Linked DNA regions of Homo sapiens: region 1 is linked to region 2. A link is an interaction called in ENCODE POLR2A ChIA-PET data of the cell type or tissue named here. Cell type or tissue: A673. All regions are shown on one strand.

Evidence for each region. ChIA-PET counts read pairs that join two places held together with the same protein. Peaks named below come from ENCODE experiments on the same cell type or tissue, not always from the same donor. Only the 100,000 strongest peaks of a DNase experiment are listed, where the experiment ranks them.
Region 1: POLR2A ChIA-PET joins it to region 2 with 8 read pairs; 3 of 35 experiments call an interaction of 5 or more read pairs at or near these places.

The regions. Positions count from the first base shown.
Region 1 is chr1:22,467,744-22,470,243 of GRCh38, forward strand. All of the region lies in intron 1 of ZBTB40 (zinc finger and BTB domain containing 40), which reads left to right. Among named protein-coding and RNA genes, the nearest start is that of ZBTB40, 17 kb to the left of the region's middle. In A673, no CTCF peak of the experiment used is centred here; no DNase peak of the experiment used is centred here.
Region 2 is chr1:22,364,236-22,366,735 of GRCh38, forward strand. No RefSeq gene overlaps it. Among named protein-coding and RNA genes, the nearest start is that of ZBTB40, 86 kb to the right of the region's middle. In A673, no CTCF peak of the experiment used is centred here; a DNase peak (open chromatin) is centred at 1,486.

The sequences.
Region 1 (2,500 bases), 100 kb after region 2:
GGATTACAGACATGAGCCACTGTGTCAGGCCTGTTTTTTTTTTTTTTTTTTTCCTGATAATAATAGCAGGCTGGGCACAGTAGCTTATGCCTGTAATCCCAGCACCTTGGGAGGCCAAGGCAGGAGGATCCCTTGAACCCAGGAGTTCGCGAGCAGCCTGGGCAACATAGGGAGACCCTGTCTACAAATCAAAAAATTAGTCAGGTGTAGTGGCTCATGCCTGTAGTCCTAGCTACCTGAGAGGCTGATGCGGGAGGATTGCTTCAGCCCAGGTGGTCAAGGCTGCAGTGAGCCAAGGTCGCACCACTGTACTTCAGCCTGAGTGACAGAGCAAGACCCCATCTCAAAAAAAAAAAAAAAGAAAAGAAGCTAATACTTATTGAGCATTTACTGTTGACAGTCACTTTGCTAAAGCAATTCAGGTGCATTCTCTCATTTCATCTTCACACTAAAACTATAAGGATGTTAAGGCTCACAGTGATTAAAGTGATATGCCCAAGGTCACCGAGTAAGTGTTCAAGTTAGTTCTGCCAAATCCGAGTCCACGGTCTAAAACACTATTTCCCAATTAAATACTGTCACTGAAAAACTTTTGATTCCATGTTTTGATTTGCGTTTCTTTAATTATTCACCAGGCTGAATTTTTAATCAGTTTATTGACTTTTAATTTTTTGTGAATTATCTATATTTTTCTTTTTAAAATTTAAAATGTTAATGTTTCCTTTTTTTTTTTTTTTTTTTTTTTTTTTGGAGACAGGATGTCGCTCTGTTGCGTATGCTGGAGTGCAGTGACACAATCATGGCTCACTGCAGCTTGAAACTCCTGGGCTCAAGTGATCCTCCTCCCTCAGCCTTCCAACTAGCTGGGAGTATAGGCATGTGCCACCATGCCTGGCTGGCTTTTTTTTTTTTTTTTTTTTTTTTTTTTTAGTTTTTGTAGAAATGGGGTCTCACTCTGTTGCTTAAGCTGATCTCGAACTCCTGGGCTCAAGTAATCCTCCTGCCTTGGCCTCCCAAAATGTTGGGATTATAGGCATGGGCTGCCATGCTTGGTGTTTCCTTATTGATTTGTATAATCTTTCTTTTTTGGTTTGTTTAGTAGGGACAGGGTCTTGCTCTATCACTCAGGCTGGAATACAGTGGCACAATCATAGCTCACTATAGCCTTGACTGCCTAGGCTCAAGTAATGTCCCCACCTCAGCTACCTGAACAGCGAGGACTACAGGTGTACTCCACCACACTTGGCTAATTTTTTGGTATTTTTTTTAGAGATGGAGTGTCACTATGTTGCCCAGGCTAGTCTTGAATTCCTTGTCTCAAGGGATCCTCCTGCCTTGGCCTCCCAAAGTGCTGGGATTATAGGCATTGAGCCACTGTGCCTGGTTGTCACTTCCTTTAAGCCATGAAGTGTTCACTGGTTTATCATTTATGTTTTAATTTTGTTGATGGTGTTTTGTTTTAAAGCTTACATTTTTATGTAGTCAAATCTATTGATCATTTGTGAATTTCTTCTGTTTCCTTTATGCGTAGAAAAGCCTCTTCCAGTTATGTTTTCATTAATGTATTACTTCTTTTTTTTTAAGAGACACAGTCTCACTATGTTGCCCAGGATAGAGTGTGGTGTCTGTTCGCAGGTGTGATCAAAGAGCACTACAGCCTTGGCCTCCTGGCCTCAAGCCATTCTCTTGTGCCAGCCTCCTGAGGAGCTGGGACTACAGGTACATGCCATTGCACCCGGCTATATTAATAGTCACCTAAATGTTTTTGAGGTCAAGTCACAAATCCACCTGATAGGGTTTTTTTGTTTTTTTGTTTTTTGTTTTTTTTTATGAGACGGAGTCTTACTCTGTCACCCAGGCTGGAGTGCAGTGGTGCGATCTTGGGTCACTGAAACCTCCGCCTCCTGGCTTCAGGCAATTTTCCTGCCTCAGCCTCCTGAGTAGCTACCACGCCCGACTAATTTTTGTATTTTTAGTAGAGACGGGGTTTCACCATGTTGGTCAGGCTGGCTTTGAACTCCTGACCTTAAATGACCGCCTGCCTTGGCCTCCCAAAGTGCTGCTATTACAGGTGTGAGCCAGTGTGCCCGGCCCCACCTTATAGTTCTAGTGGCAGTGGATTGGGAAATTTGTAATCATATGTTTGCATATATTTTGGGCAGTTTTATGACTTAAAGATAGTTATTTTTTTGCTGAAAGAGCCATCAGTGGTTGAATTTTAATCAACATTCGAAGAAAAAAATGATAAACAGGCTGTATAACCAGCCTAGTGCTTCAGCAGCATGTGAGATGCATGGAAGCCCTCCCCACTGAAGCCCTGTTGTGTGTACTTAGGAGTTTGGTATCTTGGTTCAAATACTGGCTTAAAAGCTCAGAAACCTGGATCCTGGTTCTGGCCCTGCTGTTGCCTGTTATAGATTTATGACTTGAGCAGGTCACTTGATTTCTATCAATTCTTTCATCTGTAAAATAATAGGGCTGAATTACATAATCTCTGAGG
Region 2 (2,500 bases):
AGTGCCAGGCTCGCATCCTCTCCCTGCCTCCACCTCTCTTCTCTTTATCACCCCAATGTTTCCACATGTCCCTCCCCATTTCTTCATTCCTTGGCCTGCCCTCTGGCCTGCAAAGAGCGGCAATTTCACTCTACTTAATCCCCGGCCAGGCTTGTCACCCAGAGGCCAGTGTTTAAGCTCTGACGCAGCCCACATCCTCACTGCCAGACCTGACTCCTGTCTGTCTCTCCAGCTCAGCCTTGCCTCACCCCCTACCCTGAGCGCCTGGCTGCTTCTTGCTGCCCCCTTAGCCTGGAATGTCCCTGCCGCACCTACTTGGAGGGCACTTGATCTTCTTTCAATGATTGAAGCAAGCAGTTGTGTTTTCAGAGAAGCAAAAAGCTGGGAACTTCTTAAATGTCCAGCAATAGAGATTTATTGAGCAAATGAGGGAAATTCATCATACATTGGAATAGGGAAATTCATCATACATTCAGCAGCCATCAACAAAGATACTGTAGAAAAGTAAGCTCCTGAGATGTGCCGGTCATTGCGCTAGGTACCCTGTCTATATACATCACCTTGCTTCATTTAATCCTCAAGGTTGCTCTGATTATTCAAAGAAGAGTAAGTGTCGTCCAAGCAAGTGGGGCAGGGGCATTCCAGGCTAAGGGAGAAGCTGCCAGGTACTTAGGAAAATGGCCGCTGGTTGGAGTGGGGTGAGGCAAGGCTGAGCTGGAGAGCTGGTCCTGCAGGGGGCTCTGGCCTGCCCTTTGATAGAGGCCTCACTTTTCTCTCCTCATACAGATACAGGAAGTGAGGCTCAGAGAAGATGGTAACTACCTGATCCAAGTGGTTGGACCGATTTTGACCCAGGACTTCACTGTTCATGCTTGGAGCCGCCAAGCTATGCTTACAACATGGAAAAATGTTCATGGCACATTGTATTGCATGAACATCAAAGCAAGTTGCCAAATAATATAGCTGCGTGATCCCAATTTGATTCGCAAAAATGCACGCCCCCCCACACACAGAAAAAAATATCACCATCTCAACTCTATTTCTGAATGGTGGTGGGATTGGAGTTCAGTTTTACTCTACTCCTTCTGTTCATCTGCTTTTCTTCATTTTGCACAGTGAGTAGGCATCACTAATAGGAGACAGTCCTTACCACCCACCACTACCTGCTCTAAACAGACTCCAGGCCCAAGTTCATGCAACTTTTCCGCCCTCAGGAACTTTTCTGCCTGCCCAGGTAGCCCTGTCCCATGTGCCCCACCCACCTGTGCCTCCGCAGACCTGGGTTCTCCCGTCCATCAGAGCCCTGTGATGTTTCAGGACACTCACTGCTGGTGGCCTCTTTCCGTGGCATTGGACTATGGCTTCTCCCAAAGACGCCCCTTCCCCCATGCCTGCCTTTCCTGTCTGACATGGTTTGGCTGTGTTCCCAACCAAATCTCATCTTGAACTGTAGTTTGCATCATCCCCACATGTCATGGGAGGGACCCCCTGGGAGGTAATTGAATCATGGGGGCGGTTACCTCCATGCTGTTCTCGTGGTAGTGAGCGAGTTCTCACGAGATTTGATGGCTTTATAAGGGGCTTTCGCCGGCTTCGCTCTGCACATCTCCTTGCTGCCACCAAGTGAAGGAAGTGTTTGCTTCCCTTTCCGCCATGATTGTAAGTTTCCTGAGGCCTCCCCAGCCCTGCGGAACTGTGATTCAATTAAACCTCTTTCCTTTATAAATTACCCAGTCTCAGATATATCCTTATAGCATAAGAACAGACTAATACACCCGTCTCAGTCTCTCCAGAGCCCCAGCATGAAGGGTGGTCTGTGGTAGGCACCCCATGTGTGTTTTTGAAGTGACTCACGGAGTGATTGCCTGGCTAAAGGAAGAGAGAGCGGGTGGTTCTAAGGCCAGCTCCAAGCAGGAGTCCTGGTTCGTTCATTGCTGAGGGTTGTCCAAGCAGCATTCCCAGAGCAGGAGACGCCTTGTCCACATGAAAATGTCTGATTTGGCTGCCACTGGAGGATGACCTGATACCCCATGTGTTCAAAGGAAGCATTTACTGGAACCCCAAGCAGCCAGGAGGCTCCCCATGCAGAGGGGAAAACCAAGCCCAGAGCTTGCCTTGGAGTCAACATCTCACCCTGCACAAGACTTTCACAAATGCACATGTACACAGAGATGTGTACACATCCTCACCAACAGAGGCACACACACAGCATGGGCATAAACACAGTGATGTGCAGACACACAAATATACGCATAAAGGCCATGTACACACTCAGGCAGGTACATACTGGCATGTGTACACAATAGACAGGTGTGCACATTTTCTGCGTGCACACATAAATGTGTACACGCAGAAAATGTGTATGCACAGACATACAAACACATACATGTGCACAAAGACATATATGTGTGCAGAAAACTGTGTGTAGGCAGATACGTGAGCACTCACGGAAATGGCACCCATAGACAGGTGTACACAGACGGACATGTGACTACACATG